Regions from separate parts of the Homo sapiens genome. Here region 1 is linked to region 2. A link is a contact called in ENCODE Hi-C or POLR2A ChIA-PET data. All regions are on one chromosome and are shown on one strand. Each heading gives the region's core, a stretch centred on a gene start or an enhancer-like site at or near the end of the contact. The rest is flanking DNA. Distances are from core to core; before and after follow the strand shown. Region 1 holds the start of KRTAP7-1 (keratin associated protein 7-1). Region 2 holds the start of KRTAP21-3 (keratin associated protein 21-3).

Evidence for each region. A loop is a pair of places that touch in the nucleus more often than their neighbours do. ChIA-PET counts read pairs that join two places held with the same protein, here RNA polymerase II (POLR2A). Pooled maps may share reads with other maps.
Region 1: a pooled map shows a loop between it and region 2 (2.6-fold over the local background). The contact joins the promoter of KRTAP7-1 here to the promoter of KRTAP21-3 in region 2. A Hi-C loop is called at or near these places in 3 of 50 pooled maps. POLR2A ChIA-PET finds 5 or more read pairs at or near these places in 3 of 52 experiments (GM10248, H1 and activated CD4-positive, alpha-beta T cell).

Annotation. Positions count from the first base shown.
Region 1 is chr21:30,826,728-30,831,130 of GRCh38, reverse strand. It overlaps KRTAP7-1 (keratin associated protein 7-1), which reads left to right and starts at 1,372. Exons shown (of 1, transcript NM_181606.3): 1 at 1,372-2,092. The coding sequence starts at 1,433. The coding sequence ends at 1,696.
Region 2 is chr21:30,717,346-30,722,299 of GRCh38, reverse strand. It overlaps KRTAP21-3 (keratin associated protein 21-3), which reads left to right and starts at 3,523. Exons shown (of 1, transcript NM_001164435.1): 1 at 3,523-3,775. The coding sequence starts at 3,541. The coding sequence ends at 3,717. It overlaps LOC105372773 (a long non-coding RNA gene), which reads left to right. Exons shown (of 3, transcript XR_937655.3): 2 at 24-200.

The DNA.
Region 1 (4,403 bases), core at 123-2,622, 110 kb before region 2:
CTTTAACTTTCTCTATATACTCTTATGACATTTAATTAATTTGTAGAATAAAAGAAATCATATCCACTTATAGAACATTCTTTAGGCAGCTCTCTGTCAGAGAAACTGAGAGAGATAGAATCTTAAAGAGAGAGGGATGTCTGAGAGGAATGATTAGTTTTGCATATTGGACTCTGTGATTGTCTGTTAAGATGGAAATAAAAAAAGGAATTGGTATTCAGGAAGTTTTTTCTTCTACTTTCAGAGAATTCTGACTTTGATTCACATATAAAAAGATGATGTCGTAAACCTTTGAATTGGAATAGACTTAGCTTTGCTGAGCTCAGATCCTTCCTGGTTTACGTTCTTCATGAGAATTGGTTATGTAAGGCAAAATAAGAGCAGAAGGAAGTGTTGCATCCTTAAATATAACTGGTATTTCATAATGGATCATGGCATTCAGGCTTGTTTTATAGGAGTCAGTAAGAAGCAAGTGTGGTATAACATGACTCTGAAATTGAGCATCATCCCACTCAGCGCCAGTGTGGCAACTCCAGAAAGACAGTTTGGCAATGTTCAAGATGATTTACAAGCAAACATGGTATGTTCTCCATGAAAAAATAAAATATGTATTAACAAACAGAATGCTCATAAATGAAATTGATGAAAATTACTTGCAGGTTATTCACAGCCAACTTATTATTTGGCACCATTGCAGCCTCTGTAAAAACACCTGGTTGGATAGATTTGTGTAGCAGTGCTTTTTAAAATAAAAAATACATTTTGAGTTAAAATTTGTATAACACAAACCAAGGCATTTTAAAGGTAACAATTCAGTGATATTTAGTACATTCCAAATGTTTTGCAACATTGTCTAGTTCCAAATGATTTTCTTCACTCCAAAAGGAAACTCTGTACCCATTAACTAGTTGGTATACAATTGTTTTAAAAGGGCACATGGGTGAATTTCAAGAGGTTATAGAATTTCAGTTTGATGTTTCAAAATAATGTTCAAAAGACCTCAATATATGGCTTTGTCTTGGCTTGAAGTGTTTGCATTCTTGCCAAAGCTTTTTTAGTTTAGCTATGTCAGTTGGGAAGAGTTTATAATCAGAGGATTTAAAGAGTCTCACATGATGCAATCAAGAACAGTAGTTAAACTATGGGACTCTGATGAAAAGAATTCGATTGCGTGTCAAGCATGGTCACTGGCTTTAAAATAGTACAGAGAAAAGCCAACAAAAATGTGGGCAATGAGTCTGTGCATTCCTTATAAGCATTTTATTAGAAAAGAATGAGATTACCTATGCAAATTAGTGGGAAGATGTTTAGACAGATGTGTTGTGCCCACCAGCTTGAGGTATAAAAAGCCCTGTACGGGAAGAGACCTTCATTAACACTTGGGTAACTTACCCTTCACAATCCATCTAAATCCTTCTCAATTGCTGCCACCATGACTCGTTACTTCTGCTGTGGAAGCTACTTCCCAGGATACCCTATCTATGGGACCAACTTCCATGGGACCTTCAGAGCCACCCCCTTGAACTGTGTTGTGCCTCTGGGCTCTCCCCTGAACTATGGCTGTGGATGCAATGGCTACAGCTCCCTGGGCTACAGCTTTGGTGGTAGCAACATCAACAACCTGGGCGGCTGCTATGGTGGTAGCTTCTATAGGCCATGGGGCTCTGGCTCTGGCTTTGGCTACAGCACCTACTGATGGACCAATGGCTCCAGTGACTACAGGACTCTCAATTAATTCTCTGCACAGAACAACCTGAAGAGCAATGACTGTCTTCCTACCTTCCCATGTGCTTGGGTGATACATCTTCCATCTTCTTGCTGACTTCTTGCTGTGGTCTTTGTCTTTGATGCTGTTGGACAAGTCACCCAGGACTCAGGTGCTGAACTGATACTCATCTACAGACAAAGGAAGCAAGATGCATTTTTTTGGTCATACTTGAATTTTAACAGTGAAAAAGTAGTTTGCCTCCCATGGTTGCTCTGCTCATGTATTATTAGCTTCTACATCAACATTAATGTATTACAAATTGGGTGTGGGTAGTAAGGGGATTTTCTGTCAGTCTCTTAATAAATCTATTTCCTTCAGCATAAATATTTTTGTCCTGGTTATTTATTTCACTTCTCTTTTATGCTCTTGAATTCATCAATCAGTTTAAACCCGTAATGGTTGACTTTAACCAAATTTTATTCTGATTTCAGACTATATAGCCAGGATAGGGTGATGCCTAACCATTTTTTATTTTTATATTGATATTTCAATTTAAAAAACTCCCTGGAAATGTCCCGTATTTAACCCAGATATACTGCAATTGTTGGCGTTTCTCAAAGCTGATTATAAAACAGGAATATTTCTTAGCTGTTGAATGCTAAAACATGTTTTCTTTTCTCTTTTCCTTAGTGACAAGATTCCATTTTGGTTCATTTCTCCTTTCCTACTGTTTATAGAACTCAGCTCTGGGGAGATTTGAACCCCTCATGTTGTTGGAAGAATTGGAACTAAATAGACTTAGTTATGAAACTCTATCTTTAAGAGTTCCTAAGATTTGATCAATAAAGGGAAGCCAACTACTAAAATCACATATTATTTTTTATCCTTTTTTGATAGATGGGTTTATTTTCTCCACTTTCTTCACCTCTGATTATACATATAACTAGTACTAAAAATGAAGTGTTTATTCTTTGAAATAATAGTTGCCATCAAAAGCACTTGAAATGGTATGTTGTCTACACTTAGAAAATGCTCCCTGTCGATCTAGAACTAGAAATAACATTTGACCCAGCCATCCCATTACTGGGTATATACCCAAAGGTCTATAAATCATGCTGCTATAAAGACACATGCACACGTATGTTTATTGCGGCACTATTCACAATAGCAAAGACTTGGAACCAACCCAAATGTCCAACAATGATAGACTGGATTAAGAAAATGTGGCACATATACACCATGGAATACTATGCAGCCATAAAAAATGATGAGTTCATGTCCTTTGTAGGGACATGGATGAAATTAGAAATCATCATTCTCAGTAAACTATCGCAAGAACAAAAAACCAAACACCGCATATTCTCACTCATAGGTGGGAATTGAACAACGAGATCACATGGACACAGGAAGGGGAATATCACACTCTGGGGACTGTTGTGGGGTGGGAGGTAGGGGGAGGGATAGCATTGGGAGATATACCTAATGCTAGATGACGAGTTAGTGGGTGCAGCGCACCAGCATGGCACATGTATACATATCTAACTAACCTGCACAATGTGCACATGTACCCTAAAACTTAAAGTATAATAATAAAAGAAAAAAAAAAGAAAATGCTCCCTGTCTTGCTTACTGAAAAATCTCTGCTTTATTGAAGCAAAACACTTTATGTTTGAATTAAAACTCATTCATTCACATATCATGTATTTATTGCACCTCTGCCTGAGAGAAGGTGCTTGATTAATTGTTCATTGACTTTACTTGTTAAATCTCTGCTTTATGGGTGCAAAATATTGTATTGTCCAATGTAAAGTTCATTCATGCATGCATCAGGTATTATTGGGCTGTGGCCACTGTGTTAAGATATTTACAGTTGTAAAAACAACTAAGCAGAGGTGTTTTTGATATGAGAAGCTGACTGTCTTCGAGATTTATTCATTCAAGAGGTACTCATCACATAGTATAGCACAGCATTGTCTTAAGATTTGGGGACACAAATCTTAGAGATAACTGAAACACAATTTATGCCCTTAAGAATTAAATACACTTTATTCAATATTTAAAGGGCTTTTAATAGTCTCCTATTTCATGTCAATCAATGTGCTGTAAATGACTATCCAAAGACAGATAGATATTCCTTACTCATTTGCTTCCTAGGACCTAAAATTGGAGACAGTCTGTGATAAGAACCATGTATACACACAAAGTGTTACAGGCTTGCATAGAAGGGAAGCTTCGGTACGTAAACATGACCATGAGAGGGAGTAAGAGTTACATATCAAGTTAGATATGGCTGTGCAAATGGGAAAAAGAATAAGGCTATTTAAGGATGAAATAGGTTATCACTGGCAAGGCTCCAATGCATAGGTAGGATGACCTGTTGGTGGAGAGATTCCAAGGGTGTTGAGTACTGGATAGGTGATTTGAGATCTCTACCAACCATAAGACTTTAGATTCTATCTTTATGACTAACATTTATTTTCTACTTTAAGGCCATAATTGTTTTGTATTTTGTTAATTAGTTTTTATTTAAAAAAATTTCAAACTTATGAAAAATTTGCTGTAATAGTGCAAAAAAGTCCTGCATTCTCAGATTTACATTTTTCTTCCATCGAATGTATTATTACATATAGTATATATGCTATATGATGTATGTGTATAGTGTGTGTGTATCTCTATCATCTATCTACCTATGTAT
Region 2 (4,954 bases), core at 2,274-4,773:
TTTCTATTTAAAAAAATTTGCAGGCAAATGAATGTGAACATTCACATTTTCTTTCCCCTGACGTAGAGAAATCTTCATGAGGATGGAGAACATAGGAGTTAAGCCACTTTCAGAGGTGGGAATGGAAATTTTCAGATTTGATGATGTTCCAGGTAGAGAAATAACACCATTGATTCAAGAAAGAAAAATGGGCCTAAAAGGTCAGTAGTATATTTGGTAAGAAGTAGAAAATAGCTGGGGGAAGAATATGAAACTTAATTTTACCATCACATATTTTGGAAATTTATTGGTGATTTTACAGAGAGGGCTATTATGGTCAAAGACATAGTTGTATACTTTACAAATGAAGGCTAGGGGTATACAAATTCCGAATTTTACTTAAAGTGGCACAGGGTCATCACTGCTATTAACATGAGACCTTAGCTGAGAAAATGAAAGGGAAAATATGGGAAAGATGAATAAATTTGCAATAAATTTTGCATTTGACTTAATGTGGTGAATTTTTACTAATGAAAAGCTGAAAATAATTACATAATATGTCATCAATAATCGGGAAATTAAGCAGAAACAAATTTTCAGAATACGAATGAATTCTTATATGGTTAGGAAATACTTTTCAGAGCAACTCAGCATTTTTGGGTCAAGAGAAAAATAGCAACCACAATTCCTTACAGTCACATGAAAGTCAAAAGTCTGAAAAGGAACAGATACTTAAGTGTATGAAATGATAGAAAAAAAAATCCACAATAAAATACATATTGCAGTTCTAATTTCCCTGTACAAAGTAAGATGCTTGCAGGGGTATAGAATGTACAGAGCAAAATATAAAACAAAAAATAAAAATAATAACAAGGTTCTCACTTTTAAAGAGACTGCATATATTAAAATAGGTAACATGAGACATATATGCAAAGAAACACATGATACATCATAATACGGATAATTTGCAGCAAAAGATGGTTCAAATAAAGTATCAATTAAAAACATTTTTTTTAGAAAGATGATCTCACTCTGTCACCCAGGCTAGAGTGCAGTGGTCTGATCATAGGTCACTGCAGCCTCAAATTCCTGGGCTTAAGGGATCCTCCCACCTCAGCCTCCTGAGTAGCTGGGACTATAGGCATGTGCCACCACATTCTGCTAATTTATTTTATTTTATTTTGTAGAGACAGGGTCTCATTATGTTGCCCAGGCTAGTCTGGAACTCATGCCCTTAAGTAATCCTCCTGCCTTAGCCTCCCAAAGTGGTGAAGTTACAGGTGTGAGCCACTGTGCTCAGGTACCAAATTTTAGAAGCTTTTTTCAGATTGTCTAAGATTCAATCCTCACTGAGCATCTTAAATATAGATTTTCAACTCTCATGGGCAAGAAAATACCATATTTAGGTTGAGTTGAGACTAATTTTGTAATTGAGTCCCATCAAAGGTTTATTTTCAAAATATTCAGTTTAATCTAGGCAAAACTGCTTACCCAATGGTTATTTTAAAAGATGACCTTCGAGACCATCCTGGCTAACAAGGTGAAACCCCGTCTCTACTAAAAATACAAAAAATTAGCCGGGCGCGGTGGCAGGCGCCTGTAGTCCCAGCTACTGGGGAGGCTGAGGCAGGAGAATGGCGTGAACCCGGGAAGCGGAGCTTGCAGTGAGCCGAGATTGCGCCACTGCAGTCCGCAGTCCGGCCTGGGCGACAGAGCGAGACTCCGTCTCAAAAAAAAAAAAAAAAAAAAAAAAAAGATGACCTGTTTGACTTAATGTGGCCTATTTGCTTGTGCTGTATAAAAACGCCAACAGTCTCTTTAGTGATTTGGAAACTTGAACACTCATAAGATTTTCATATTTGAACATATACTCTAAGACGATAACTTTCAAAAGAACTTAAAAGTTATTTCTCAACTTAAAAAGTTATTTTGTTACACAAATATGTTAGTTTATTGAAGAATGTCAAGCTGGTTTTCTTTACACAGTTGTCCTCCTAAGGATAATTAAAATGCTATCATGGCGTTCCAGTTTGTACTCCTACTACAATACCTGGCATTTAGGTGCAAGTAAAACTTACAGCGCATATGTAAATTGTGAATACTCTGAAGGTGTTTTTATTTTATAGTGTTTGATAGCACATTTTAAAATCTTGGAAACTCTATTTCTTGGAATACATTTTAATACCTCCCAGTCCTAGTGTTCCTGGAAACATAATTGGAAAATAAAATGCCACAAATTCAATGCAACCATGGCTAGTGCTCAAGGAAAGATCTTTGCTCAAGAGAATAATTTAGCAAATAATGGTTTCGAAGAAATAGGACATTACTAAGTACACTGGATAAATGGTTGTGATTTCTGTATCTCAAAATATTGAGCTGATTATGCCATTAATTTGCTCAAAATCTTCTCTGGTTCTCCATTACCTTTAGAATGAATTCCACACTTTTTACCTTAATATTCAAAGCTCTTTATTATTTGGCCCCAGTTTATTATACTTTTTTAAAATCTATTTTATTCCCTAAAGAAAAAAAGAAATTCCTGCCTTCACAGATATCCTATATTCCAGTGAGAAAAACAGTCAACAAAATTAGTAAAATGCAAGTCTATCATATGGTGATAAATGGCTTGATAAATGCTAAGTAGAGAATAAAGATATATCTGTGGGAGGGTGCTAGCTATAAATAATACTGTTCAGGGAGGGCCTCCTTGAGTGACATTTGAACACACTCTGATGGCAATGAGGGAATGAGTCATAGATATGGGTGTTAAATTGTAAAAACTGCAGGTGAAAGCCCAGCATGGATGAAGGCCCTAAGTGGACCTGGTCTGGATTGTTTTGAGGTCTATTTCATAGGATTTCTCTTTCCTTTTTCTCTAACCGCATCAATCTGAGACTTTTTTTGTGTAAATGTTTCTCTTCCTTACTAAGCTGGGAGTTCATTGAAGGTCTGTTCTTGGTCTTATTTATGTTTTTCATTTTTATTTTTATGTTATTTTCAGCAGTGCCTACTGTCATGTTCTGTTTTTTAGGAAAGTTCTCAATAAATTCTAATATTATAGAATTGAACGCATGTTTCTCAATTTAGCCTTCCTATGCCTATCCTCTCCTGAGTAGTACAGTTGTGGATTGGATGGTAATACTGGTGGCACCTGAAAAGGTAGGAATCACTAAGCCCCTTCCTTTCTCTAGGAGGCTGGGGATGGGGATTCTCAATGTTTTGGGTTAGAGCTGAGGGAAGTACTTCCCTGCAAGATTTAGCATCATGATATTTGTGGAGTGTACATTTGGGGCTCACTGAGAACATGTATACAGAGTGTACAAATTACTTTTTACAGTCTATGATTAACTTGCAGGAATTAAATGAAGGTCTAAAATGAGAGGCTTTCTTAGGACACAGAATAAAACAACAACAAGCTTGTTAAATATAAATTCTTGTGGGAATGAGAAGGCAAAGTAGGGATGGCACACACTTTGCAGACCTCTTATTATATAGAAAGATCCCAAGGGTTCCAAACTCCAGAAATGCTGTTACCTGGCTGAATTCTCATCTCCTGACACTATGTATTTCAATTACAAAAGTGTGTGTGGGAGCTGTGGATTTGGCTCTTGCTATGGTTGTGGGTATGGCTGTATACACAGCACCCACTGTGGCTGTAACGGTTATTATGGTTGTTATGAAAATAAATATTCTGTTATAGATGATCTGATATTTTTTGCTTCTAAGAAATGCCATTGAGCATTGTTTCTTATTTAGTTTCTCAAAGATCTGTTCTGCTTTAATCACCTTCAATCCTGATAGTTCTCCGTTAGAGAAAAATGACTCATCTGGTGAAAACTCCATTTGTCTTCAAAGTACCTGTTAGTCATAGACATAATGTGGTTTCACTGAGAGATGGAAAATATGACTATTTTGAAATTTTGAAAAATATAAAATGCTCTTTGTGTGCGTGTGTGAGTCAACACCAATTTGGGGCATGTTTTACCCCCTTGAAAGCCAGACCACTATGTAGATTAGTTGATCCTTAGCTTCTTAGAAATTTCTTCTTAACTTTCAATAACTCTTTTTCTCTTTATCTTTTCTACTCTACATAAAACTTGAGTTATTTAATTGTCAGTATCCACCACATATTTAATATTAAATAAATATGTACCTGTTAATTAGATATACTTCTAAATATACAAAATGAAGAAAGGAAGTGGAATGATATCATCCTTAGTGTAGAATAGTAGATTATTATCAGCCAAAGAAAAGGGAGGAGGAGAGAGAATCACTGAAACATTTTTTTTTTTTTTCGAGATGGAGTCTCGCTCTGTCACCCAGGCTGGAGTGCAGTGGCGCGATCTTGGCTCACTGCAACCTCCGCCTCCCAGGTTCAAGTGATTCTCCTGCTTCAGCCTCCCAAGTAGCTGGGATTGAGGCACCCGCCACCGCGCCTGGCTAATTTTTGTATTTTTAGTAGAGACGGGGTTTCACCATGTTGGCCAGGCTGGTCTCGAACTCCTGACCTTATAATCCACCCGCCTTGGCTACACACACACACACACACACACACACACGAACACAATGATTCTAATTCTAATTCCGTCGGCCTTTTCTCAAACATTCTCATAGACAGTTCTGTCACTTTTTTTGGGATTCTGGTTAATATGAACTCCTTAGGAGACTTTGCCTAACATTCCACTTGAAATAGAAATGACATTCTTACACTATTTCCCTGTTCATCACCTTGCATCTACTTCTCCTCTTCCTCCTCTTCTCCCTTCTCCTCCTCCTTCTACTTCTCCTCATATCTTTCTCTCTCTCAAAATCAAAGTCAAAAATCAGTTGTTTTTTTCTTCAGTTATATTTGTTACATAATTATAAAATTATTTAAGAAAGCCCGGTGACAGAGTGAGACTCATCTAAAAAAAAAAAAAATTCCTGACTCCATTCCTGTGGTGGCGAAGGAATTGCTCTATGAGACTGCTATGTA